Regions from separate parts of the Homo sapiens genome. Here regions 1, 3, 4, 5, 6 and 7 are each linked to region 2. Evidence: chromatin loops called from intact Hi-C (ENCODE). Cell type or tissue: heart left ventricle. All regions are shown on one strand.

Evidence for each region. Hi-C counts contacts between places; a loop is a spot of excess contacts. Peaks named below come from ENCODE experiments on the same cell type or tissue, not always from the same donor. Only the 100,000 strongest peaks of a DNase experiment are listed, where the experiment ranks them.
Region 1: a loop joins it to region 2, with 3 times the contacts of the local background. A loop is called at or near these places in 15 of 110 quality-filtered maps.
Region 3: a loop joins it to region 2, with 2.4 times the contacts of the local background. A loop is called at or near these places in 7 of 110 quality-filtered maps.
Region 4: a loop joins it to region 2, with 4 times the contacts of the local background. A loop is called at or near these places in 8 of 110 quality-filtered maps.
Region 5: it touches region 2 in a loop (5-fold over the local background); 46 of 110 quality-filtered maps call a loop at or near these places.
Region 6: it touches region 2 in a loop (2.8-fold over the local background); 14 of 110 quality-filtered maps call a loop at or near these places.
Region 7: a loop joins it to region 2, with 2.8 times the contacts of the local background. A loop is called at or near these places in 27 of 110 quality-filtered maps.

What each region holds. Positions count from the first base shown.
Region 1 is chr3:40,778,837-40,782,836 of GRCh38, forward strand. The region is part of intron 2 of LOC105377043 (a long non-coding RNA gene); the gene reads left to right. Among named protein-coding and RNA genes, the nearest start is that of ZNF621, 260 kb to the left of the region's middle. In heart left ventricle, a CTCF peak has its summit at 1,838; DNase peaks (open chromatin) are centred at 1,875 and 2,375; H3K4me3 peaks cover 1,092 bases; H3K27ac peaks cover 2,814 bases.
Region 2 is chr3:40,582,354-40,586,353 of GRCh38, forward strand. No RefSeq gene overlaps it. Among named protein-coding and RNA genes, the nearest start is that of ZNF621, 59 kb to the left of the region's middle. RefSeq lists an enhancer at 1,605-2,105. In heart left ventricle, a CTCF peak has its summit at 2,371 (motif pointing right); a DNase peak (open chromatin) is centred at 2,378; H3K4me3 peaks cover 361 bases; H3K27ac peaks cover 326 bases.
Region 3 is chr3:40,876,276-40,880,275 of GRCh38, forward strand. All of the region lies in intron 2 of LOC105377043 (a long non-coding RNA gene), which reads left to right. It overlaps LOC124906230 (a long non-coding RNA gene), which reads left to right. Exons shown (of 3, transcript XR_007095887.1): 3 at 1-48. Among named protein-coding and RNA genes, the nearest start is that of CTNNB1, 320 kb to the right of the region's middle. In heart left ventricle, no CTCF peak of the experiment used is centred here; DNase peaks (open chromatin) are centred at 1,536, 1,766 and 2,026; H3K27ac peaks cover 2,590 bases.
Region 4 is chr3:41,572,697-41,576,696 of GRCh38, forward strand. All of the region lies in intron 31 of ULK4 (unc-51 like kinase 4), which reads right to left. Among named protein-coding and RNA genes, the nearest start is that of CTNNB1, 380 kb to the left of the region's middle. In heart left ventricle, a CTCF peak has its summit at 2,442; no DNase peak of the experiment used is centred here.
Region 5 is chr3:40,325,884-40,329,883 of GRCh38, forward strand. No RefSeq gene overlaps it. Among named protein-coding and RNA genes, the nearest start is that of EIF1B, 18 kb to the left of the region's middle. In heart left ventricle, a CTCF peak has its summit at 1,911 (motif pointing right); no DNase peak of the experiment used is centred here.
Region 6 is chr3:40,717,980-40,721,979 of GRCh38, forward strand. LOC124909370 (a long non-coding RNA gene) reads right to left here and starts at 3,022. Exons shown (of 2, transcript XR_007095888.1): 1 at 2,773-3,022. It also overlaps a transcript of LOC105377043 not described here. In heart left ventricle, a CTCF peak has its summit at 2,110; no DNase peak of the experiment used is centred here.
Region 7 is chr3:40,969,778-40,973,777 of GRCh38, forward strand. No RefSeq gene overlaps it. Among named protein-coding and RNA genes, the nearest start is that of CTNNB1, 230 kb to the right of the region's middle. RefSeq lists an enhancer at 1,335-2,534 and a silencer at 1,827-1,876. In heart left ventricle, no CTCF peak of the experiment used is centred here; a DNase peak (open chromatin) is centred at 2,184; H3K27ac peaks cover 2,831 bases.

The DNA of each region.
Region 1 (4,000 bases), 200 kb after region 2:
TTTAATTTTCATATAATCTGAAAAGGTATATACTTTTGTTAGGCCCATCTTGCCAATGAGAAAATGAGGCTTGGGGAGAACTATGAGTCCCAAATCCCACCTGTGTCAGTGCCTTATTGCTTTGGTTCTTTAGACCAGAGGGTTTGCTATTGTGGCTCAAAGGCTCTGGATGTTGTGGCAGTGTAACTCTGAGAAACCTGTTATGAGGCTCTGATGTTATTTGTATTTTTGAAGGCACTGACTAGCTCTGAATCAGAAAGGAAATAGGCAACAAAAAGGATTTCCCTGTTGTAGACAGAGCACGTCAGCTGTATTTGAAACACCGAGACACCCTGAGAGGAGGAACCACCTTTGCCTCATCCCCCTCATTGCTTGAGCTCCCTGAGATCCCATGGCCCTCTTCAGGCCAGACGGTTTTTGACAATCCCAAATAGGGCTTTATGTCACTCAGTGGGTCAGCGTAAGACTGTCACTATCCTTAGCGTCAGGCAAAGAGCTAGAAGGTAGGAGGTGATTTCCTCCCATGTCAATTCTCTTATCCAAGCTTTGAAAGGTGAAGTTTATATTTTACTCTATCCCGAATTCAGACACTGACAACCAGATCTCTCCACCATTGAAGATATTTCCCAAATGCATGGATGTGACTTCTATCTCAGCAATCCCTTCAAGACCTAGAAGTCCACAAGTCCTCTATAGGCCCTCCCATCCTATCTCCTTGTTGTTTCTGCCCATTCAACCAGGGAGAGGTACAGGGTATCATTAAAGACTCTTAGGCCTGGCTGCTTGAGGTGTGGTCCATAGATCGGTGGAGTCAGCACTCCTTGTTAGGCCTCCAGAATCTCAGGCTGAATCAGAACTTATGTTTTTAACAAGATCCCAGGTGGTTCACATATATATTAGAGTTTGAGAAGGACTGCTAAGCCAGTGGTTCTCAAACTTGGCTGCATGCTGGAACCATCTGGGGAGTTTTTTAAAAATACCAGTGCCTGGTCCTACCCCCTGGAGATTCTTATTTTCTTGGTTTGGAGGTTGCTTGGGTAAAGAAGTATTGAAAGGTCCCCAGTGATCCTGGTGTGCCGCTGGGGTTGAGAACCACTGGCTTAGAGAATTGGATAACACCTACTTTAGCTACACTGATGAAATCTAGACGAGCGACCCCCTTGCGGGCGTCCTATCACTTAGAGTGCCGAGGGTGACTACCCTCCAGGACTCTGATTCCAGAGTCAGCCCTGCCTCCTCTCTCCCTGGCAAGGAGGAGCAGGGACCTCTCTATTCTGCAACAAAGGGGGCTTCTTTGGCTTGTTTCATGGGAAGATGGGAGGTGAGGGAGCAGTAGTTTCCAGCTGAAGTGCTTTCATCGCCCTGTGGCCAGGTAACCACAGTCTCTGTCGAAAAAGAAGGCATTACTGGCCAGTGCATCTGAAGGTCAAAAGTACTTGAACATCTTTCCTGAAGGACGGAAAAGCAGTGAAAGGAGTCAGACTTGGCTGCTGCCTGGCCTTGCTTTTATGGGAAAAACAGAAGTTATGGGATGGGAGGAGCGTGAAGAGTGGGTGTTGCCGGCCCTCCTGGCATCACAGCTTGTGAACCATAGCAGTGATGGGCAGTCGCTGTCTTCACTGGCCCTGCCAGGTCCGGAGATCCCTGCAGGGGCACTAAGAATTCACCCACTGCAGAGGCCCCACCTCGAGGCAGTTTCCTGTGTGCAGTTATTTTGGGAACAGGAACTGGATGTTTGGGAGGAAGAAGGGTAGCCAAGGGCCTGGAGGCAGGCGGTGGAGAGGTGAGGCCCAGCAGCTCAGCAACACTGAAAGGGCCCCAATGTCCAGACACCCAGGCAGCTTCCACTTGCCTCCACTCCCAGCACAAAGGCGCAGTCACGTGGCCGCTGGGGCTGCGACTTGAAAGAGCTCCCATTGTCCACGCTGCCTCAGGTTTCAGGGAACCAGACGCTGGGAGGACGGACTTTTTTTTCTTTTTTCTTTTCTTTTTTTTTTTTTAAAGTAACGGGGGCGAAGGCCAACAGCATTTTCGACTCCGGAAGTGGGGTCTACACATGCACACACGCCAAACAGACTTCTCCAAGTTTGTTTTTCTAACACATTGGAAACCACACAGTTCAGGAGAAAATTCATCTCACATGCTGTAGCCTGCTTTCCCGGAACGTGTCCAGAGACTGCTGTGTCAACACTGCCAAACTCAGCAAGCCACTCTCCCAACGGAATGGTGTGATTTGCCAAGGAAAAAACTGAACCCAGAGCCTGGGAGGAGGGAGCCGGGGGCCGGCGGCTAGAGGGGATTGCGCATAGTTCAAAGGGAGGGTGGGCTTCCAATTGGACAAGGCACTTCCCCGATTACACAGCTGTCACTGACCCCTCCAAAGGCCACCGCTGCATCCCCTTGGGCTCCCTGTTCCCAGACAGGGCTGCATTTGTGTGCTCAGCTGCTGACTGTCCTACTCTTAAAGCACTCAGGGTGGGAGTGTGCGGAGGGAGGAATGAGGATGTTTCTCAGCCTTTCTAAGTTCTGCCCCGAGGCAGCTTGGCGGAAGAGGAAAGGGCTTTGGCATCACCGTGACCGGATATTAATGTAGCTCATAGGTCCTAGCTGCATTTGCCTAAAACAAGGATGAGCTCTTCCTCTTTGCAGAGATATTACAAATAGAAAAGATGCTAAGGATGGCGAAGGTGTTTACTACAGGGCAGGGACATAATAGGCGCCCACTGAATATCCGTTTCCTCCCACCGGTTTGTCCCTGGAGGTTGAGTGTGTGGTTCTATCTCTCTTGCTTGGTTTTTAGGAGATAGAGGACAGCTCACCCATAAAGGGAATGTCTTGGATATGGAATTTCACAGTTAAAGCAGCCCCCAGACACCAAGTACAGCGACGAAACTCCTTTTCTTTCTCCCCATGGAATATAAGCCCCAGTTCTACTGGGTGGCAAGAAACATCATCCAGTTTATGTAATGACTCCAGTCATTAATAGGGTTAACTTAGGATCTGCAATTTGCAATTTGGTCACAGTCTAGCCCAAAATGACTGTGGGATTTCTTGCCTCTCCCCGTGCTTTTGTCCTAACTTAGTCTCTGAGGAGCAGGTGGTGAATGGAGGTCTTCGTGACTGGATGTGTGGGAGGGAGCAGCCACCTTGACCTCTTCTACTTTGGGTGCCTGCATGCAGCGTGGTAACCAGCTTCTCCATGCAGGTGGACTGGACGTGGGCAGCCTGCTGAGGAGTGTTGCTCATGTAATTCACACTCTGGGTGTGGCAAGTGGGTGGTCTGGTTTCCAAAAAGTTCCCTTAGAATCAAATCAGTCATGCTTCCTTTCCTCTACCCATCCCAACCAGCATATAAGCTGCACCCTTTTTTGGTGTTTGTCTCCCTGAATTACCTCACTCATCTGGCAACTTTCAAGAGCATGCTGACTCTTTCTGCTGGCTATGTGGGACCTGCAGAGTCTCCTCCACACCACTTGGGGGCTGAAGACAGCCTGATGCCCGTCTCCTGTACCTCTCCTGTACCAGCTCTCTAACACTCTGCTGGCTCCAATGAGGTAGTTCCATGAGATTGCCACTGTCAGAAACCTCTGGAAGAGAAGCAAAGGCCTTCCTCTTCTCTCTCAGCTGTCCTCAGCCCTCATGAGGAACCCTCTCCCACTTCTTGCTCCTTCCTTTGATGATGATGATAATGATGATGATGATGATGATGATGGTGATGATGACAACCTCTGTGTGTGTACGATGGAATATATCGCTCCTCATTCTTGATCTTTAAACTCTTCTCTCCTCAGGCAGAGGGAAAACCTGTCTCTTGCTACCTCTTTGCATCAGGTCTGTCTAGTCTCAAACTCAGAGCTGTGTTCTTTAGCAACTTTAGTGTTAGGAGTCTCTGCTCTCAGTGCTGGGGGGATGTCTGCAGAAATGGATGATCTTGATTTTAGTTTCTATTTGGTGGAGAGTCCCAACAAGAAGCCACCAGGGATCATGAAGGGGCACATTT
Region 2 (4,000 bases):
GAGAATAGTAGGGGGCTGTGCAAAGGGGGAGGGGCAGGAGGTATGTTTTATAAATGTATCAAGCTATAGCACCAGCACTGAATGAAAAGAAGGAAGCCAGCTAGACAGAAAGAGCATTGGTTGTTAAGGTCCCCTTTGGTCCTAAGATCTGGGATTCAAAGACTGGATCTTATTCATTTGTTTTCATTGAGGTGTAAATGACTGACACATTGTTCTGCTGTCCTTATGGTTTACTCAAGAATGATAGACAAACTTCTCTGAGCCAGATTCTCCAGGCAGCTGTTCCAGGGGAAAACAAAAGCAACTGCAGCTCTGTGAGGAGCCCTCCTGTAGCTCCCAGCTACATACAGGAATAACCTCTGCCAACCCTTCCAGGAGGAGGAAGCTCTAGTGGGTCAGACAAGCCAGGGTGGACCTGGATCCATAGCTCAGTGACACCTCCTTGGGCCTGTCACCCCACCCCGGGCCCCATCGGCACCTCTGGCCAAATCACACTGGAATGATACAGTTGGCTCCTTTCCTTGGCCACCCAGGGGAGGGAGTGGGGCCAGAAGGGAACTTCTCCTCCCAGAACAAACCCAAAGGCAAGTATTTAGACCTGTAGACAGGTCTCAAGTCCCAGTTTCCAATGCAGCAAGTTTGGGTCCCTGAAGACAGGGGTGGTCATGTGCAGATGAAAAGCAATCAGGGAATCAGCCAAATCTTTGCTGAGCGTGTTACAGCTGACTCTATGTGGGAAGACAGGACAGTGGTGAACAACTGCCTGGGGAAGTAAACGTCATAGGAATACACAGGTGGGGGTGAGGTGGGAGCTCAGAGCAGGGGCATGCAGGAGAGGGAGGACGTTGCAAGAGTTGTCTGACAAGTCCGAGTCAGCCACATGAAGAAGGGGTAGAAGATTTTCCAGGCAAGGGAGCAGCTTGTGCAAAATCACAGAGGTGGGGCTGGGCACGGTGGCTCACGCCTGTAATCTCAGAACTTTGGGAGGCCGAGGCGGGTGGATCACCTCAGGTCAGGAGTTCAAGACCAGCCTGACTAATATGGTGAAACCCCGTTTCTACTAAAAATACAAAAATTACCTGGGCATGGTGGCACATGCCTATAATCCCAGCTACTTGGGAGACTGAGGCAGGAGAATCTCTTGAACCTGGGAGGCAGAGGTTGCAGTGAGCTGAGGTTGCGCCACTGCACTCCAGCCTGGGTGACAGAATGAGATTCTGTCTTAAAAACAAAAAACAAAAAACAAAAAAAACTCCAGAGGTGGAAGACAGCAAAGCAGCTTTGCCTTGCTTGAGAGGTAAGTGGGCCACTTAGGAGGGTTCAGAAAAGGAAGGAAAACCCAAAGGTACACTACAGAGTCTTAAACTAACAACGCTGGCAGAAAACCAAACGCCCTCAGGAGTGTCTGGTCGTTCCTGTGACAGCCAGGACTAGGCAGGCCAGAGGGCCCAGATGAGCGCTGGCCTTGCCTGTAGCAGCAAGGCTGGAGGTCCTTCACACTAGATTAAACACAGATCACTTGGAAGGCCCTTGCATGCCCAGCCCCCTCTGAAGGTCACTGATCCTGAGTGTCTGGCACTGAGTTGTAGCTGCGGCCAAATGGGAAGTGCCTGGTCAGAGGTTATGTTGGCATGGTGTTTACAGAGTCAGTCCCTGTGTGCGGAGACACAACCCAAAGCGGCCAGGGCTGGTGGAGAAATGCAGGGCCATCAGGAGATTCCAGAGGCCATAGTGTGATCAGGATGTTTCTCGCTCTACAAATTTTCCTGAGCCCTGGCTCAGGGCCTGGTACTCTGCAGGGGCCTGGGATCAAGAAGCCTCTCCTAACTGCCCAGCAGGGGTAAAGACCCCTGATCCAGGACCACACCCAGCTTGAGGGATGGGAAGATACCTCCTGCCGCCCTACTCCTAGCTTGGCCCTATGGGCCGGGTGTCTTCTGGGCTGGTATGGTCCAGTTTGGGTACTGGAGCTGCAGTTCTATCATTCCATCTTCCCTGAGGAGAGGATCTTGGTGTTGATGGCCAACCGCACATAGGGCCATGGAAGGAGCACCAGTGTCCAATACCAAAACTGGATAAGCCAGTTGCATCCAATGGGTAAATCTCTTAACTTCTCAATTTTTCACCTGTGAAAGGGATTGACGTCTCTACCTTGCAGGGTTAATGGTTGAACGGGACAATGTGTAACGCTGAGGCCCAGGCCCAGCTCAGTCTTCCAGCTATAGCCTGGCACCTTGTAGAGGAGCATTCTCCTGCCACCCTGAGCTGGATGGACAGAAAAAGTCTCCACTGATGAGCAGAGGCCTGGCTGAGCCATTGGCCCCCGGACTTGGCTTGCTTTCTGGCCAGCCTGAGGCTCATGGCCTGCAGGGGGCAGCAGCGGGACGCACCGCCTAGGCCAGGTCTCCTGGCCCGGCTGCTTGGCTCTCTCTGCAGAGTCTGGGATGGAAAGTTCTCCTTTGCGCAGTGAATGCAGCTTGGGTCGATTTGTTTTTAAATGGGTAATGTTTGCAGTTCTTTTATACAAGCCCTTCACATCTGGCATTCAAAGAAGATAATCAGTCTAGACTATCAGACCCGATAGCAGCTTGTATGAAATTTGGGCCCGACTTTGCAGTAAAAGTGCCTCCCTGCTCCACGCCGGCGCTCCCTCCCTCTCCCTCCTTCTCTTCTTGTGACCTTTTATCTCAGCGGGAGCCCTGACTAGAAAGAGGGTTCTGGAAATGTGGTGTGTTTCTCATTAAGTTTCTGCAGCATAAAAGTCACGTGATGCAAAGCTTTTTTTTTCCCCTGTCTCCTGTCTTTCCCCTACGTAACTACAGTAACTCCTGCTGCTTAGGTTCCATTTAATTTGAGATGATTGAAGGCCGAAATCTTGTTGATACGAAGATTAAAAAAAGTCTGTTTCTAGGGTGCTGGTGGTATGTTTGGTTCATTTTTCCTTGGCAGTATGTTTTCCTTGGTGGTATGTTTGGTTCATGTTTCCTTGGTCAAACAATTCCCAATAAAATCGGTCCTCTGCTAGGGACCAAACAGCCCCTTTTCTTTTCTCTTTGCACATCTGTAAATTTCTTTCTTTAAAACTTGAGGCTCTGACTTGGGAGATTTTCATGCTGGGTGGCCAGACTTCTGAGAGGGCCCAAAGGAACCTTGTGGGGCTGTGAGGAGTCTCAAAGCACTAGGAGGGCCACTGCCGTGAACAGCTGCTCTCTTCCCTGCATCTGTTGAGAGACTCTCATCTGAGCCCGGTGGTCTGTGGCAACAAATGGAGACAGAGAGCAAGAGAGAGCGAGAGGTAACGAGAGAGAGAGAGAGCACCATAGGTTCTGACAACTGCTCGAGTCTCCTTTATCTTCTCCTGGGACCAGAGGCTGCAAGCCCTACACTACCTCTCTCAGTATAAAGCCACAGGTTAAAGTTTGTGCAGCTGATGTCTCAAAATAGGCCCCCAGCTTCATGCCTAAAGCACAGTTTCATGAGAGCATGAATTGAGTCACACTTGTGCAAGTGAGCGTTACAGTCACATTGTTGGTGCAGACCAAAGGTCCCTCCCTACCCACTGCTCTACAATGCTCAGCCACTGGCCTCCTCTTCCCTTGGGCCCCTCAGCATGGTCTTCAGCAGCTGGGGGAGGGGCCAGCCTTGCATCTTCCTTTGAAGAACAATGGGGTCCTGGAGTTCAGGGGTCAGTATCATCACTGCCTCATAGTCTTTGAGGGGCAGACTTGCCCATTGGGAGGCAGATCCTCAGGTGATGGCTGTCTCAATACCTGGCTTTTTGCTGACTTTTGTCCTTCCCTTCCCCTCCTGCAGCATCATTTCACCCTCTATTACCAACATTCACAGAAGCCTTTACGATTCAGCCCCACCCGCTTAAGCTTTAGTTCTGAACAACAGAAGAGAAACGAGGAGAAGAGGTATCCATTTCTAGTCTGACTGCCATGAACTCCCTGGGAGACCCTGGGGAGTCCCATCCACCATCTGCGCTTGTCCTTGTCTT
Region 3 (4,000 bases), 290 kb after region 2:
TGCAGACACAGTGACCAGGCCTTGGTTGTATGATGCCTCCAGCTCGTTTCTAAGTTAGGACCTTCGCTTTTGCTCTTCCCTTTACCTGTAGGCTCTTTCTCCCGCTCCTCATGGGGCTGCCTCTTTCTCTTCATTCAGGCCTCAGCCTCAGTGCTACTTCTTTAGTGATGTCTGCCTGCGTTACCCAGTCTGAATGAGTTTTTTTTAACTTCCTATTCTACACATTTATATAGAAATAGAAGTGGCTTAGAATCCCAGGCCTTCCTCCCTGCACTGATCCCATGTCCTGGGTCTCCATTACTCTTCAGGTTAGGTATGAGAAAACTGGGAGGCAACAAGACAATATGTGTGACCTAGACTTCATGGAATTAAGTAAACATCAAACATTAGCAAAGCCACAATTTGTGGTCAGAGAAAAATTGCTAGAACCAGAGGGACATTCAATAGTGGAAGACCTAAAGTGACCACAGGGGCAAGGGCCTTGAGTGATCAGAATCCTGTTGGCAACTGACAGCCTGGATGATATTCCTTGTCCTGCTTGTCATCAGGGAGGCTCAAGCCCCTCCGCCCTGCCGCCACCTCTGCAGGGCTGAACACAGGCACTTTGTATAGGGAAACTTCAAAGACATTTTTCAAAAAGCAAAACCAGAGTGCACTTATATCTCAGAAAAAATGAGCTCCACTTGAATTTCCAACATTTCACAGATTTATGCAATCACACTTAGGTACCAAAATAACAGAGCAACAGAAATAGAGTTACTGAACTGTAATCAAGACAGAAAGTCTCCATATTTTAAATACTGGACATTGAACAACTTCTGTATTTAGCAACCCAGCTCAGACACAAGAAAATGATCAATCCAATGTGAGTTTGTTTATACTGATTTGGGAAAAGCCCCTTCATGGACTGTTGAAGGAAGTAAGATAAAGATGGAACCAGGGCAATGTGAGGAGATTCCAGAGCAGACATTTATCCTCAGCCTCTTCTGTCGAAAAGATGCAACCATTCCTTAAGAAGGAGGGATGGGGAGTAACCACTAGACCCATAGGGGTTAAGCCTACATATATTTTGTAATTTGCTCACATGTATTTATGCATCTTAATGTGGGCATAATTATGAATTTAATACATGCACTTAAATAGAATTTTCTGAAGACATTGCTTTAGTGACTCTTAAATACTGGTTCCAACAGTAGGAAGTTCAAGTGCAATGGAAGGGCAGTAAAGGGAGACACTTTGGAAGTGGGCAGTATCTTGCACTGTTATTGATACCATCTCAAGGAAGCAGCCTTCTAAACTGCTGCTGGATAGGGCCAATTCTGCTCGGAATACTGTATAGTATATTGCAAATGGGATTAGTCTGCTGAAAAGCTAACCCTATGTTCCAGGAAATTTGACTTTCCATCACAAATGATGCTAAGATCAGGCCCCATGCCAGAGGGAGAATGGCCTGAGTGCCAGGCATTCACCCGAAGGGCAAGGTCTCTGGAGGCTGCTGCACATTCTACAGGGCGGAGTCAGAGCCCTTGCTTGGAAAGGGGACTCCTGAGCCCTGGCCTTGGGTGTGCCCCACCCCACCCCCATTCAGCTTGCACCTTCCCTCCCCCATCTCCTAGTCCCAAGGCCAGGCATCTAGAAAAGCTCTCTCCTTGTTTTATCTGGCAGAACTTTGGGACAATAATTGGACTGAGTTCAACTGGCCAGGAAACCAAAGCCCAACAGAAAAATGCCTCATGAGTCCTGCCAACCTCCTGCTCCTTGCCAGGCCCAGTGCCGGACAAACAGCCCTGCTAGCGTTTGGGTTTGCGAGAGGAAGTACATTCCGTATGTGGAAGCTACATAATGGAAGTTATGTACTTTTCGGGAACTGTATAAGCAAGCACAACTGCTGCTCCCATTATGTGGCTCATGAAAGAGTTTTCACCTCCTGGGCTGGAAGGGAGTTGGTCTGTCTGCAACAAAGGCGTTTGCCTCTGTGGCTTTCTGAAAAAGAATGTGTGCGCTTGTCAAAACAGAACTTTCCTGCGTACTTGGAAGAGTGGGCCTGTCTGCCTGCCAGAAAGGAGCAAGGCTCAGTTTGGTTAAAAAGGGAAAAAAATTCCACTAAGCAGCCCCATTAGCCACTGCTCAGAGCAGCCTTCTTCTCTCACAAAGACATTTGTTCACTGTTGCAAAGCCGGCTTCCCTAGCAATTTCCCACTACTGCAGTTTGACTCGGCTGGAAGGTGGAGAGCTGGCATTAGGGATGAGTGTTTTCCCATCATGGAAAGGTTAAACAAAACTTTTCTCTGTGGTGGTCCAGAGCCCCAGGGCTCAGAGAAATATGAATACTGTGTTGGTAAATGCTCTCACTATGTTTTTCCGATCATTTTTTTTTTCTCCAAAGTAGGCTGCTGTTATTCCTCTAATGGTAGTGGAAAAACAGATGCAAAGATAACCTGACCTGGAGCGAGGCTTTGAAAACCCACTTGAGTTTTAATCAGCTGATTGTGGCAATGTGGCCCTCCTCCAGAAATTTGCTCTTGGTTGACCCCTGCCTATGCAGCCATAATAGCATGTTCAACCAAAGCAAAGCCCAGGGTTCAAATCAAGTATGACTCTATGAGTAAAGTAAATCACACCAATTTTTTCTACAAAGATGTTCTAACTTCAGTGTGACTGGCAAACATTCACTTCCAGGACCTGATAGTTCCATTTCCTTAGTGGCTCCAGGTTCCCAAGGGAATCTTCATGAAATTCAAAATTGGACCTAGAAGAGGCCATCCCATCCTCCTCTGTGAATGGATCATGTTTTCTCAAGACAGGTCTCCACAATAGAACAATTGAGACTACATGTCTATTTTAAGCCCTTGATTGTGAGAATTGCATCCATTTAATTTGAGTAGTTGGGTTAACTTTCCCTAGCCAATGACAATTACCTCCCTGGCTCCTGGGTAGAAAGGAAGAAAGAAGGCAAGCAGAACCTGGGGCTAATCTCACAATGACCTTGTTCTCTGTAGTTGCTTTGAGATGCCACAGCCCTCAAGCAACTGCCTAAATTTCACCAATGAAAGTCCTGGTAGCATGGAGGGCATTTCAGATTGAATTCCTAAAACTATCATTGGGGGCTCCAGGACAATAATTAATATTATTGCAGCTGAGAATTATTCTTTAATCAATTTATGCAAACTTGCTTAGATGCACGTGGGAGTTTCTGTTAAATAATACATGCAAACTTACAAATGGTTTATCAGTATCAGTAACTCAGACCTGTGAAAGTGATTGCTTTGCTTTGTAAAAACATGCCTGATTCCTCGGAGGTCTGAGGACTAGCATGGAACACAGTACCTGGCCAATACCATGGACTATTTTATCCCAGGCAAAACTTCATCTGTACTTGAGAGGTTAAAAATCAACAACTGGGTATAATGATAATTAGGGACAATAAATGGAACTTCAGGAATAACCTCCTGTGTTGTACCTGCTGATCTCCAAGAGGTGTCAGCTGCTTGGAGTACCCTGTGGTTCATGACAGTTTTGGGATAAAACATAAAGTCAATAGTAAGAAGCTACAAGTGGGGCCAGATTGTAATTCAAGAAAAGTATGTTAAATTTAAGAAAAACAACAGCATGCATTTAGTAAGTATGCATTTAACGTGAGCTAAGAAGATGCTGTGAGTATTAGGTGTCTCCTCAAATTAGCAAGAACACAACATTCCCTAAGCAGTGTTCTTTCCAGAAATAATTAAGCCTGGATTTAATCATACATCTAGATCTAACTACCAGTTTACAGGAAATTCAAGAGATAGAGGAACACGCTAACCAACATTATAAGGAAGAAAGAAGCCAAAACCAGAATATGAGGAATTCTATGGGACAGAGAACCTGACTCCTTCAATACAGGCATACCTCAGAGATGCTGTGGGGTCAGTTCCACACCCTTGCAATAAAGCAAATATTGCAATAAAGCCAGCCACACAAAATTTTTTGTTTCCAAGGGTATACAAAAGTTATGTTTCCA
Region 4 (4,000 bases), 990 kb after region 2:
CGGAGCTTGCAATGGGCCGAGATCGCGCCACTGCACTCCAGCCTGGGCGACAGAGCAAGATTCCATCTCAAAAAAAAAAAAAAAAAGATATATAACCCAAGAAGCATGATATGGGTATTAGACAATTACAGGAAACGAAAGAATGAGCATATTGCCCAAAATAAAAATACGTACTAGGGCCACTATTAATAGCCACATTATTCAGACACTTGTGTTCGCACTGGCTGATGGGGAAAAGAGGAAACGACTCACAGAAGATGGCATCATTGAGAGCCCACAAAAGGCAATCCCACTACACTTTAAGATTATGACGAAAATATTTAACTCCTTCATCCATAACCCATAAGCCCAGCTGACCTAATTTATGTGCCTAACACCACAGTGCATGGACATTTAATAAACACTTGATGGCTCTAATAAAACACAGCACTTGCCAGTAGAGATCATTAGAATTAAAGCAGCAAAATTCTAGTGTTTGACAACATAGATGAAACAACTTCATTAAAATGTACAGTTTCAGCAAATGAAAGGCAGGAGAGCACTGGACCCTGAAGAATCAGCCTTCTCAAAACTAATTGCTTCAGTGCTTAAAGAGGACAGCTTTGAAATACCAAGGGCACAGCAAGGAAACACTCGTGAAAAATGACCAGCCTTTCCAAAGCAGTTTCACCGTAGACAGGGCATTCTATTTTACTGTGATATTTGACAAGGTAAATGCCACTGAAAGACTTCAGATGTCTGGATTAAAAGTTTGGTAAGGATCTAAATAGTCAAGGTAGAAAATACCTTTAACAACTAAAAGTAACAGTGAACCATGGTCACTCTCTTTTGCCTTTGGTTCAGGCCAGAATTTAACAATGAATTAACAGCTAATTAAAAGACCACAACTAATCATAGGGATGAGAAACCACAGAGAGAATAAAGAGCAAAGCACACACACGTGTTGGGCACGCAGCATCTACAATTTCTTAAAAATACATAGCACATCCTATTCAACACACGCTTAAACTACATTTCAGAAAACAAATTTACTGTTGCTCTAGAGAATGGTAGTCTACCATGCACTCCATGTACAATGGCGCCAAAGTGCTGCTCCAGGATGTAGTGGTGCATCCAGTCACTTTCTGTCACAAACATTCTCCTACCTGGCTAGATTCCTAGAGCTCTGAGACCCAAGCTCAGAAAAGTCTTCAGAGTATTCAAGTGAAATAAATATGTTTGAGGGGAAGAGGACACATTTCCATATTACTGATGATTTTTCACAAGGCTGTGTCACAGGCAGCTTAACCCAGCCTGACCAACATGGTGAAATCCCATCTCTACTAATAACACAAAATTAGCCAGGAGCGGTGGCGCATGCCTATAATCCCAGCTACTTGGGAGGCTGAGGCAGAATTGCTTGACCTCAAAAGGCAGAGGTTGCCGTGAGCCGAGATTGAGCCATTGCACTGCAGCCTGGGCAACAAGAGCGAAACTCCGTCTCAAAAAAACAAACAAACAAACAAACAAAAACTCAATGGAATCTAAATTGAGTTCATCTCCCTTTGCCTTCACACTTTCCTTTCTGTTTCCTCTTTCAATTGGAGGTCCCACAGCTTGCCCAGCCACCAGCCACAAACCTTAGAATCATCGGGACTACTGCCTCCCTATTGTTCCCTCATCTAGTCAGCCACAAAGTACCCTCGAATCTCCCTTGAGCCCCTCTTGCATCTATCCTCTGCTCTCCATTCCCACTTACCTAACATCAGGCAATTGGCATCCTTAGCAGGGACCACAGTCTCCTAATGGGTGTCTCTACTTCCAGCTTCACCTCCACTACTGCTACCAGAGTCCTCTTTTTTTTTTTTTTTTTTTTTTTTTTTTGAGACAGAGTCTTGCTCTGCCACCCAGGCTGCAGTGCAGTGGCAAGATCTCAGCTCAATGCAAGCTCCGCCTCCCGGGTTCATGCCATTCTCCTGCCTCAGCCTCCCAAGTAGCTGGGACTACAGTTGCCTGCCCACCATGCCTGGCTAATTTTTTGTATTATTTTCTAGTAGAGATGGGGTTTCACCGTGTTAGCCAGGATGGTCTCAATCTCCTGATCTCGTAATCCACCTGCCTTGGCCTCCCAAAGTGCTGGGATTACAGGCGTGAGCCACTGCGCCAGGCCCCAGACTCCTCTTTCTAAAGTGGTAGAGACTCTGTCTCCAGCTGTGGGGCTTAAATCTGGAAGGCTGTAGGCCAACACAGGAAACACTGGTTCACGTAGGCCCAAGGTCATGGCTACCACAGCCCAGTTTCTGTCCACAGCCCTGGTTGGATTTAAACCCCTGAAAGGAGGGGAAGCCACAAAAATCATCAGACAGCAGATGCAGGGGTGTTGTTACTCCAGTGCTTTCAATCCGGCATTATGATGTGGGAAACATTCTCATGGCTTTTTGTACCAAATACTGACCCCTAAGGGTGAGAAACAGGGAAGGGAACAAGTTGAATTAAACTGAAAGGGCACAGGCTAATTTAAAATTAATTCAATCATTTACCTCATAAATATGTATATGGATTTCCTAGGAAGAAAGACCAGGATTTAGGGGTCCACAGGGGGAATGTTTGGAGTAGGATGAAGGTGCTGGGGTAACTGCCCCTGGGCATTTGCTCTGTTAGTTGTGCAGCAGGTAAACAGCCCCTCTGCCAACGTGGTCGGGGCTTCTAGGGGTTGAGCAGGCTCTGACAGGGGCTGAGGAGGCAGAGGGAGAACATTGAAGCATGTTTTTCTCCCCTCGGTAGCCAAAAATGTATGGTGCTCTCACCCCAGGAGTCTGGAGGTATAGATTTAAGCCCCTTCTTTTATATGGGGCATCATCATTTGAAGGCTTCCTCCACCTTTCTGATCAAAGACATGAGAGAAGGCAACTTAAAATTATTTTTAAATTTGACTGACAGATACAGTAGAGGCCCTCTAGCAGTAGCAAATACAAGTTATGATTAGTGATACATTCCAGCTGGCACAGAAGGGAGTATTTGGATCATATGGTACCATTTGCCAATCAGTATGCTGAGCTTGTCTTTAGAATTCCAGCCCTCATTCAACACCAATGGCAATGCGCTGCGAATGCCCTTCTGGCAGGTTAATTGTGTCACTTGGCTTTCCTAGCCCTGCCCTTTCATGTTATTTAGGCTTTAGCAGGAAGCTTCCATCCATCCTCTTGGCTCTCAATGTGGCCCTATGCCTCGAGGCAGAAGCAGTGGGCCAGAGCCAAAGCTGCTCAGACAGGAGGACCCTGGCAGTGGAGCCAAAGGGAAGCTGCCAGGAGCAGCTCCCTGGGGATGGACTGTGCCCCTTTTATGTATCTGCCTGTAGTGTTGAAAGAGAGGCCAATCTGCCACACAACACACTATCTGAGCTAATGACCAGCCCAAAGTAGGGAGGACAAATGAAAAAATAGAACACATCCAGACACACAACTCCTTCAGCCTTCTCCTCACATCCCTGCCACTGTCGAAAAGTAAAAATAGCAATAAAAATAGCAATAACAAAGTCCTAGCAAACTAATGTCACTCTTAAAAATTCAGGCCAGATGTTGTTTCCTGAAGCTGGTGTCTGTGGGGAAGGTTGCCTTGGGTTGAATAGTATTTTCCTCACTTTCCTGTGCCTGCCTGCATCACTGTGGCCACCAAGTGTAGAGAAACTATTGGTTAATCCCATCCCTCACCCAATGCTGAGTGCCTTGAGGGCACGACTGAGACTTTTAATAGTGTCCCCTGTGCCTATGTGCAGTCCCTGGTACACAGTGGTCTCTGAAAAATTAATGAAAAAACAATCCTGCTCTAAGTTGCTTGGGTAAATACAGCTGCAGAAGGCATAGACGGTGTGAGAGCCTCCTTCTAGAAATCAACTAGTCAGTGACTAGAAACTGCCTTCAGTTAAGCAATTGATAAACATTTATTGAGCACCTAAAATTTGCTATGTAATGGTGTGAAGAACTACAAAAGGATAAAAAAGGCCTTTCCCAAAATGCTTTCA
Region 5 (4,000 bases), 260 kb before region 2:
GGAATCATGGCACTTGAAGGAACCACACACTGAACCAAGAACTTTTGATTAAGCAGCTCATTCCAATTAAAATAGTATTTGCAGCACCACAGTTGGCCTCAGGTTTTAACCTGAAGCCCCTAAAAGTAGGTTAGCCCAGTAACAGTGGATAAAAGCCTATTTAGAGAGACATTTCCAAAGCATGCCAGAGAGAGACCTGAGTTAGAGGCCACTTGGCCTTAAGGTCCTTGGATATTTTCCCCAGGTGGTCAGGGCCATGTTAGTACCTGTGTCCGAGGACCGAAATTGCCTCCATGGATTCCAGAGTTGCAACACACATCCTTGTTCAATTTAGAGAGGGAGAGAAAAAAATAAAACATCATTCAGAATTGCCTTTTTGACACAGGCAGTGTTGGTGTCATGAGGACTTTTTGCTAAAAGGCCTAGATTCTGTCCTGGCTCTGCTGTCAGCTCCTGTGACCAGGAGACGCTCTAAGCCCTGACTGCCCAGTCAAAATCCTGGTGCTGTTGATTTCTAGCTGTGCCATATTAGAAATCAAAAAGCCTCAGTTTGTTGATTTCTAACAAACTGAGAGATACCTCCATTTCCATATATATAAAGTGGAGATATATCTCCCAAGCCTCTGTTTCCATACCTATAAAGTGGAGATGATGATGATAGCCTCAGGGACTCATTGTGGGGATTTTATTGCATAGTGCTTTGCACATAATATGCATTTAACAAATGTTAGCTTTTCATTATTACATATCAAGGGAGAAAACATTGGTCATGCTATCTTTATGGAAATCAAAGAGGAAAGGATATGAAAATGTGAAAGGGTGAGATCTAATGTGGAATTTCAATCGTCTTTTTACAAGCAGAGCTGTGGAACCCTGGGACTAACCCTTTGTAGTTATAGCTCCATTTTTTTTTTTTTGGCAACTTTTCTCTTTTTTTTTTTCTTGATCAGTGTTGCCAGAGGCTTATCAGTTTTTATTCTTTCATCTTTTCAAAAAACCAACCTCTAGCTTTAGTGATTCTTCCTATTACATGCTTATTTTCTGTTTTATTAGTTTCTTCCCTTATGAGTTTTCTTCCTCCTACTTTCTTTGCATATTCTTTTTGTAACTTCTCAATTTAGTTGCTTAGCCCATTAACTTTTAACTTCTTTTCGAATGTAAGCACGTAAGGATGTAAATTTCCCTTGCGCAGCCTGCAGATTTTGATATTTAGTATTTTTGTTAACATTCACGTGCAAACATTTTCTTTTCTTTCTTTCTTTCTTTTTTTTTAGACGGAGTCCCGCTCTGTCGCTCAGGCTGGAGTGCAGTGGAGCGATCTCAGCTCACTGCAAGCTCCGCCTGCCGGGTTCACGCCATTTTCCTGCCTCTGCTTCCCGAGTAGCTGGGACTACAGGCGCCCGCCACCACGCCCGGCTAATTTTTTGTATTTTTAGTAGAGACAGGGTTTCACCGTGTTAGCCAGGACGGTCTCGATCTCCTGACCTCATGATCCGCCCGCCTCGGCCTCCCAAAGTGCTGGGATTACAGGCGTGAGCCACCGCGTCCGGCCTACATACAACCATTTTCTAATGCCTGTTTAATAAGGTGTCCTCCACTCCTTGGGGAGCTCTGTGGTCTATCGCCCTGCTCAAAGCCTTCAGAAATACGCAGTGCTGTTGGCATCCTCCTCAACCTTGTTCGTTTTCACTACTTGTGGCAAAACTAATTCAAATATTACATGTGGATATAATTAGGTGTTAACTGATTTCCTTGAAGACAGCATTAACTTTCCACTTTCTCATTATCTTGGGTGTTTCTATGCCTCACAGTGTGGCAGGGATATTTTTACTCTGCTTTAGTTAACCGCAAATCCACAGGTGTGTTTTGTACTTTCACTAGTTGAAAACTGGTAGATGCAGTACTCACACATGGCCAAGAGATGGTGCTATTGACCCATTTAGGTCCAGCCTTTATGTTTTGTATGCTGTAGTCATCTAATTTGCTTGCTTGTCTTTGAGTTTGTTTCAGAGAAAAGGTCCAACATCAGAAGAGTTGAGAGGTTATATGATACTGGCTAAACTCTTAGATCCTCTAGGCACTCAAGAAAAAAACATAACAAATAAAAACTCTGGTTTTAAAGATGCAGAGAAATGTCTGGCAATGCACCCTCAGGGGACCTCTCATTCCAGAAGTCTAGAAACCTCCCAGAAGGAAGAAGCACTTGCTTTCCTGTGTCCCTATGTTTGCGAAAGCTACTCAGCCATTCCCTGGAGAGGTTTCTCTTGGTGCAGTCTCTCAGCTGACGTTTTGGATCACAAATGAGCAGTCCGCACATAACTCAATTTCAAGAGTTAAAAATCTTAGCCTTTAGTTGGGAACAATTTTCCAACAAACAGGATGTGGAAGTGATGTTATCTGAGGGAAGACATGGTGCCTCTGAGCTGTTAGACCTTTCCAAACTACACATATGCCTGGCCTGTGTTCACAAGTATACACACACACACACACACACCCGCCCCCCCCCCACACACACACTCATTCCCCTTCTCTCTCTCAAGTGACCTGATCTCCAATCCCTCTGCAGCCTCCTGAGGGCTTCTTATTCTTTAATATGAATGAGAGTCACCAGGCAAGTTTATTAAAATGCAGATTCCAACTCAGGAGGCCTGGAGTGGCCCAAGGCTCTGCATTTTTAACAAGCTCCCAGGGGATACCGGCCATCTGGGTTTGCAGGCCACATTCTGAGGAGTAGAGGTTCGTGGCAGTGCAGAGTGGCATAATGACAGGCATCAATGTGGTTGATTCAGAGATGCCCCAGTGTTACCGGATCAAACCCAGGGTCGGGCTGCTTATTCTCAAGGCCCAGTAATGAGATGCAGATGAACTGGGAGAGAAGAGAATTTATTTCTGTAACCGGGTAGGCAGACCAACTTAAAATTACAAAGCTTTCCATTGTTTATATACCTTCTAAGCTATATGTCTATGTGTAAGTGCATTCATCTAAAGACATAAGTGGTTAACTTCTCCTAATATAACTAAGGTCTGAGTTTTGAAGACCTTTCTCTGGAGCCTCAGTAAATTTACTTAATCTAGATGGCTCCAGGTGCCGGAGTGATTACCCTTATCTCGTCTCCTGCTAAATCATGGAGGTTTGAGGAGTTCCTTTAGACCATCCTCCCCACCCCCCTGCCCAGTAAAACTTGTTTGTGGAGGTCTGGGGAGTTTCTTCAGACCCCCAATAAAACTTGTTTAATCCTACATGGGTCCTGTTAAGAATTCCTTCGTTATCGTGTCAGGCTTCAAGGCCCAGGAAAGGCCTAGGCAAAACTCTTGGTGGGCTTTGTTACATTCCAGCCTTTGCATAAGGAGACTGGCTCTATTAGCTTTTAATATTTAACCTAACCACTCAGTCAGTGCCGCAACAGTTGTCATGGAGGCTTGCCTGTTCAGCTGTTAGTGAGACCTGGCCTGCCATGCCAGGACTCAGAATCAGAAGCCCTGGATTCAGATTCGGGCTCTACCACTTTCCAGCTTTATGGCCTGATCAAGCCAAAGCCAGCCAGTCTCTCACAGCCTCAGTTTTCTCAGCAGCAACTTAAGGATAATTGTGCCTCGGATCAGAATGACTATTCTCGGCACAAAATGAGATGATGTGTATGGCATCAAATTCAATGCCTTGCCATAGAAAGTGCTTGGTTATGCTTTTTAGGAAATGTGAGACTTACGCATAAAATGGCAATGTGAATACTGGAGTTGAACACCTGGAGCTACTTCTAGTGCCTCATGGAAATGACCTATGGAATCATTTTCTAAACTTCCTTGATCATTAAAATTACCAGGACACTGTGAAAAACACAAACTCTTAAGACCTGTCATCTCCCAGATCCTGAACTCGAATCTCTGTGGAGGAGAGGGGCTTACATTTCTAACAAGTGCTCAGAAGGATTCGTGAGATCAGGCATGTTTGAAACACTAGCCTACAGAATATAAAAATATGGAAAAACCTGCCTTCATTCTG
Region 6 (4,000 bases), 140 kb after region 2:
ACCTTGAGGTTGAGGGGAGAAGTTTAACATTATTGGGGATGAGCATGGAAGTGAATCATGCTAGCCACCATGGTTCAGTGATGGCCTAGAAGAGAATCAATGAGAGCTGCACAATTTGGAATGTTTTCAGCCTGACATACTTACTGGTGTATGTGATAGAGATTAGTGTACATTGACAGAGAGACAGAGACAAAAAAAGGGGTGGGGAGGAGATGGGGAGGGCAAAGGGGAGAGGGAGAAACAGGGTGGGGAGAGAGGGAGAAAGACTCATTTTATCTTTTAAGTAAAGCGTAATTATGGATCAATATTCCATACTGAACCTGCTGGTACTGGTTTCTGGTTTGCAGCAATAGCTGCCATGTACTGAGATTGCTTCCTTGGAGGAATGCAGGAAGCTGCCTCACACCATGCCAGGTTGACTGGGCTTGTTCCTGGGCACCCTCTTGCTAGGCCACATGTGCTAAGTCATTACTCACAAAAGGGCTGGACTGAGAGAACATAGGCAGACTTTTTTTTTTGGTATACATTATATCACAGAACCTTGGACAACTGGACCCTGTCCTTAATTAGATCTTCAACACATCCACCCATATGCTAGTGCTTTGAGGACAAGCTTCTACCTATAAGCAATGGATTCATTAAGCTAAGAAAAGATAGAAAGTGAGGTCTGGGAGAGCCTGTTTTTTGGAAAGTCTCTGCTTTCATGTCAGCTATGTGGGAATCCAGCTCTGAGACACAGCACTGAAAGCCAGAGAAGCAGAGGAAAGCTTGCGCTTACTGGCCCTAACCTCTCCCCTAGCCTAGAATCCTCCCTGCCACATCTCTGAGGGTTGGTAGCCAGCTTCTCTTTAATCTATTTGAGGGACAGGGAGCTTACAGCAAAACTAAGCCTTTTTTTTCTTAAATAAGAGAGCCTCTCTTGGTGCAACTTGGCCTACTTCCTCATTTTACAAACCTGTCAGTTTCATAATTGAAAAATGACATCTCATCATTGTTTTGTTTTCTGTATCTTTGATACAGAAAAGTTGAATGTATTTTTTCATATGCTTATATTGGTCATTTATATTCATCCTTCTGTGATTTAACACTACATTTCCTTTGCTCATGTTTTTCCTATTGGTGTGATGTTTTCAAGATTAATTTAAAAGAGTTTAACATGACTTAAATTATAACCTTTGTTTGTTACATTTATTTTCATATTTCTTTCCTGGTTTATAATTTTCCTTTTGTTATTGTTTTGTTATGTGTGAGAGAAAAAGAGAGCTGGTTAAGGTCCTTGGTGTCTATACAGACCCTGCCTCCAACAAGGGATAGATAAACAATAAAATATGTTACAAAACTTAGAGTAGATATTTTAAATTTTATGTAGTTAAACCTTTCTACATGAGATCTTTTGTTATATTTATTCACAGAAACTCCTTCTCATCCTGAAATAACTTAAATATCATTTTTTAACATTTAGATGTTTATGTCCTTTTAAAAATATTTAGTGTATATTTCACACATCTTAATTTTTATTTATTGTGAAGTCTAGATTAGATATAACTTTTTATCGCCTTCAAAAACAGCCATTTTCCTCAACACCATTTGTTCAGTAAACCATCTCCTCCCCTTAGTTTGTGATACATATGTTAGAGTAGGTAGCGAAGCAGACATGAGCAGGGCAGGAGAGGGCCTCCCCACTATCCAAAGAATGTCAGGCAACCGTCAGGTGATGGTCAGGTAGTTGTTAAACTAGCTCTCTAAAATAATAATTGGCCACAGCTGGCGCCAGGGAACGGCGGTCTCCCAATAGATAGAAAACACCTGAAACTGGTGATAAGCAGCTTCCCAGTAAGATTTCAGGAGCTGGGCAAGTGGGCTCAAGCATGCGCACTAAGAGGCAAAATGGCGGAGTTTAACTGGTGTATGACCTTCTTCTGGAAACGCTAAGCTGGTAAGGGAAAAAAACACCTCAAATGGGCATGCACTCAACTTTAGTAAACATACTGCACATGCGGCTCATCCCAAGTGCTGTCAGGCCACTGTGCATGTGGCCAGCCCACCCCCAGGGAAGAATCAGGGGAGAAGAAACGCAAACCCTGGAATCATGCCAATGATTCCCCAAATCGAGGGCTAGATGGAGCTCTTGGATCTCTCAGGTCAACCACTTGGCTCTCTTCCAAATGTACCTGACTTTCTTTCATTCCTGCTCTAAAACTTTTAATACACTTTCAGTCCTACTCTAAAACTTGCCTCAGTCTCTCACTCTGCCTTATGCCCCTCAGACAAATTCTCTGGAGGCAAGAATTGACTTGGTGCGCACCTGTATGAATCCACCCCTCTTAACATATATGATAGGCAAAATTCCCAAAGTCACTAAGGCCCGGTTTTCTGAAACAGCTTTAATCGTTATGCATTTCTTTCTGGTGTTGAATGGAAATCTGTCACCTTTTACCTTTTACTTCTTGAAGCTTCTGCTCCTGTGGCTCCAAAATATGAGGACCCTCATGACATTATTCTGTGAATGTGTGTAGGGGGCTCTGTGGACAGATGTGTCGCCAACAAGGCACCTTACTACAGATTGCACTTTGCTCTGTTTTCTTTAGTGAGAGGACGTTATCTTCTATGTCACATGTCACAGTTTCTAGCTTCATTAGAAACCACTTTGATGCCCCTGGGGGTAGCTTTCCCCAAAGGCTATGTGTAGGGAAAGTAGCCTCAGTTGTTAAGGGAGAAGCATGTTTTCAAGATGTATTACATTTTAAAGGTCTGAAAATAAGGCAGCCTTACCTATGGGCAGCCAGAGAGGTGGCGGAGATGGAGAAGTGGAGACAGTGGTTCGCAGTCTGCATGAGGGCCTGGAACCAGACCTGCCTGGGCACTAATGGGGCCAGCTTGTGGCCTGTTTCCACCCTGGGGAAGAGACTGGAGGTGTGCGTGTGGACTAAAAGAGAGTTACTACCTTGGTGCCCAAGCTTGCAAGCCTCTATACTTGCATAGGGATCATCCCTGTGGATGAGCACCCATGGGATAGTGTGGGTCTAAGCTCTAACAGCCATAGTCTGTTGCAGTGAGAAACAGTGGTTGCCATGGGATACCCAGACTCCAGTTCCCTCTCTGCAGCATCAGGGAAGGCTGACTGTTTTGTGACTGGGATTCCCGTTTGCATCAGGGAAGGCTGACTCCTTTGTAACTGAGTAACCCCCCTGGGAATCCAGTGTGGGCATCTGCGAAGCCTCAAGGGGAATATACTGAATTAAATGTTAATAATGTTTGTGTCTACTTAAGTAATTAATCAGAAAAAGTAAAGATTTGACATGCATTTGTGGAGCAGTTCAAACCAGTTAAACCTATCAAAACGGGTCAAATCAGATCAAACAGTTTAAACCACACAGCTATGGTTATTCCTCTCAAATCTTGTGGTCTCCAGACTCAATATTCTGATTTGTGTTATAATAAAGTCATTCTTAAAATGGCTTAACTTTCAGCACTGTTATCACCTTATCTAATTCATCTCCAGTTTGCCAATATTGCCATTAAACCACAGCATCTAGAATTTACCAGACAATCCAGTGAAGCCAGCAGATTGGTAACCACTCTTTGTCTGTATGCAGTATGGGTTAGATGTTTTCTATTTGTCTCTTCAGATCCACTTTCCACACTTCTCTACCCTAGCCTGGGCCTGGGTGGCTGGCTTGTGTGGACTGAATGGGCTGCATCAAGGGACTTCCTTGCTCTCTGGCTTCTGGTTGGGTTTGGCCGAGGGGCATCAGTAGAGACAGGAGGAGAGTGAGGTCCCGGTGCTTACTGCCCTGGCTTTCTTTTGCTTTGTCCCTCTACCCAAGGCCACAGCTCTTTTAGGCAGGTGTCTCTGATAACTCTTCTCTCCTGGTTTCCTTCCTTGGTCCTTGAGACATAGGGATGATAACAGCTTCCACTCTTATACCATATTTTGTGTTTTTCTTAGTTTTTCCTGCACTTTTATAAATAGTTCTCATTAAATGCTCCCTAATTACTC
Region 7 (4,000 bases), 390 kb after region 2:
GGAGAGCCTCTCCATACTCCTAGCCAATCAGGCTGCCTTGCTTTCCTCTCCTTCCTTGCTTTAGGTGTTTCCTATCGCTTTCCTGTTGCATTCCAGTGTTCCCTCTTAGATGATCTATTCTAAGTGTGATTATCCACTCACTGTTTCAGTTCTTTGCAGAGGAAGCAAGTACCAGATGCCTCTAGTCAGCCATCTTGAAGCCTTGTGTCTATTAACTTTTATTTTCATTTTCAAACTATAAAATTCCTGTTATTTTCTTAATTCAACATGCTTTTATGAATGTAACAATATAAGCGTTTTAGTTCATATAGAGCCTCATTGTCCCAATCTTTTCTTAACCATTAGCCCTTCTAGCGATGTGGGTTTTTTTTTTTTTTAATGTAACCATTATGACTAGGGAAAAGAATATTACCCAGTAGTTTTCCCCTAAGTTAAACAAGAATTCCTTCTCACCCACTAAATTGAGTCACCCTGCTAAGGCCCCCATGAGCCCCTTTTCACTTTCTGTATTACTAAGCCCTTTGCCCAGCCTGACTAGATGGCAGCTATTTCCTGTGGGTCAGAGGGTTTTTAAGGCCTTTTTTGGAATTCTCCTTTCCTCTGGCTCAGGTATAAATGGTAATACCAAAAGGTAGTAGGTGGTATTTTAAGGAGACTGCTAGTGGACCTTCAAATGCTTTTCATTTCAAAACTTTAATTTTAATAATATTGCTCTCTTAGTTTGGGCTCCCTTAAAATCACAGCCTGAGACTAGACACAAGGACTTGGTGCAGGTGGTTTATTTGGGAGGAGATCCCAAAAAGCAGAGGTGAAAGAAAAGGGAGAGAGTGAGACAGGGAAGAATGAAAAGCCACTGAGTGTGCATCATTAAGGTTGCTGCTTTGGGCAACAGGGGCTCAATTCTTCTGTGACCTTTGGCAAGTGTGCAGAATGCCTTCTAGAATGTTCCCTCCAAAAGAGGAGTGGCTAGACTTGCTTACTGGCTCTCATTCTTCACTGGTTAGAGATGGCTCCTAGGGCGTTACCTCTCCATACTTGCAGGTTGTACTTGCTTGGGGGCTGACTGGGCTCCCAGTTTCAGAGATGGCTTTGAGGCAAAAAAACAGGGAAGCATTTTTCATGTTTCAAGAGGGCATTGTCATGGGAACCCACATTGCACTCTCTACCAGATCTGTGACAAAATCATAGGTGTGCTGAGGGGATTTGTTACAGGGTGCCAAAAGCATCAGCTACGAGCATATTGTCCCTTCTGAATAGACTGTTCCCCATTGTCCCTGTGGGGACACTTCCCCACCAATGGATCACCTGGTCATTGCTGTCCAGTCCACATGACATTGATGGGGAAGGTCACTGCTATTAGCCTCCCTTGACCGATGTCAGGGCTGTAAGGATCACTCTCCTCCATCTTCCTTCCAATCTAGCCCCTTGTCCATATCCTCCCTCTGTGGAGCTCACCTGTGTCTGGAAGGAGTTGTGCAACCTCAAGTGGCCTCAGTGAAAGCTGCAGTTGAAGAGAGCAATTCAGTTGACCACAAAGGAATGTGACAGAGAATCATCCAACGCTGCCTAGAACATCTCTCCTGCTCACCTCACCTGGCATGCTCACATGCAGCCATGTGGTCAGGGCAATACCGAGGCTGAGTTCAGTGCCACCCTGTGCTGCCCCTTGCCGGTGAACTTGTCACACTTGTTTACACATGTTTGCAGGCCTCTTTCTTATGGGCATCAGCAGCTTGTTGAGGACCATTCTATGTCTTCATTTTGTGCTCAGAACCTAATGTAGTGCCTGGACACAAAGGGTTCTCAGCAAACACTTGTGGATACAAAGGAGGGAGGGAGGGAGGGAAGAGGGAAGTCGGTTGCTAGGAGATAAAATGATTTGCTTATAGCACAGTTGCCAAAAATAAGTCACAAGTGGGGACTTCCCAGAACTAACCGTTCAGTGCAATACTTAGCTGAAATCTATTGCAAAATGCAGTACTTACTTAGGCACTTACTTTTGTCTTTATTGTTTTTTAAGAAAGAGATGCTCCAAAGGTCAGTGACTCAGACCACTAGGTGACTTGGCTGTGGTTTCCTATGAGTCAAGCCTACCAGACAGCAGAGGACAGAGGTGAACAGGAAACTGGGCCAGAGAAAAACCAGAGAAACAGAGAGTCAACACAGACGTCAAGGAGGCTTCCGCCCAGCTCTCTCAGGCCAAAGGGGCAGACAAACCCGTGAACTCCCAGATATTCATGTCCAAGTGAATGCAGCTGTACGAACTTCAGCTTGAAAACTTCTCTCAAATAGCAGGTGGGGAGAACAGGTAGTAAATGCCTGGGGTTGTGGCCGCTTCCTTCCCCAGCAGAGCTCTGCCCCAATGAGAACACAGGAAGGGTAGATAAGAGAGCAAAGTGGGCAGTTTTTCTTATTTATTTGTTTGGGTAAAGGAAAAACAAAACAAGATGTGAACACGCATATCTTCACAAACTGTAAAATTTATCTCTGTCCTCTATTCCCTGCATCCTTCTCCCTACTCTAACATCTTAACAATCCTAATATTTGCCTATTGTTACACAAAATGTACGCCAGTAGATATCAACATACCAATTAAAAAAAAACGAAAAAAATACTTTGCTGTTTTTCCTTGAAAGCACAATGACATGAGGCATCTTTGGAGAGAAGAAGCTGCCACAATCCGATGCCTCCTCGTACCTGCTACTAGCTGTGTAGGCTTGTCTGATCTAGCCCCCTGGATGTGAACAAACTAGAGCAACAGGGAGAAGCAGAGATGCAAAAGAGTTAATCATACAAATTGCTGAGTGTGCACAGGAAAAACATACTACATTTGTAATTGTGTTTACAGTGTACAAAGCACTCTCCCATATTCCTCATAATCTAACAACAATCCTGAAATCATCACTATTTACGATGCAGAAACTGAAGGAACAATAAATGGCATGTCCTATGCCATACAGCTAATACCAGGCAGATCTTGGCATTGAACTAGAGCTGTCTGAGCCTAGACCAAATATTGTTTCCAGGATTCTGCAGCAAACTCTACCAACTAGGTACCTACAGCCTCCCCTAACCTGCCTTCGGTCTCCTGAGCAGAAGTGTTTATACCTCAGTCCCAGCATGCAATAACCGTAACAGGTAATAAGCACCTTGGAGAAACACCAACTGCATCCAAAAGAGAGCCTGGTTCTGATAATTCTGTTTCACTAACTTCTAGAAGACAGAGAATGAACAGCTTAGGTGAACATTTAGATGAAATTAGAAAAAAAAATGTTAAGGGAGTTGAGTATTTGTTAAAGGTCCTTGAACATGCAATTCTAAAAGAAAAGGAAGCTCAGAGAAAGACACTGGGATCTTCCAGAACTGGGAAGAGCCTAGGACCTGAGATACAAAGATCTAGAACCAGGGAAAGCAGAAAACTTCACCTACAAAGTTCCATGTGCTGCACTGGGCCCTCAGCCCACACACATGCCTAATTCTACATCTTGGCTCTCCAGTCTTCTTCACAGACAGCGCTTGGTGCCTGGGGCCTTTCCAAGAAGAAAGGTGTTATAGTGTAAGGCTCTGGTGCCAGTCATGTTGGACTGGCCTTGCTAACACAAGACTGTTGTAGAGAAGAAGAGGAGGTCTGGTGTGCCCCAGGGACCACCCCTTGGCATAGGCCACTGTAGACGCAGCATGAACATGCTGGGGTCAGCAGGGCAGCCAGGGCTCTATTAAAATTCTAGGCCAGTTGGCACAAAAAAGAGAATAAGAATAGGGTGTCAGTTGGAGCCCTACACACTGAGCTGGCCTGTGGTTTTAAATATCGTGCAAATGCTGACAAGTCTCGAAGGTATATTTTCAGCCCAGACCTCACTTCCTAGCTCTAGACTCACTAGATGATATCACACATTTGGATATATCATATTATCTCAAACTTAATTTGTTTAAAATGAAACCTATAACCCATTCCTCTCACCGAGCATCCACCAGTTGCTCAGGTGAGAATCTGGAATTT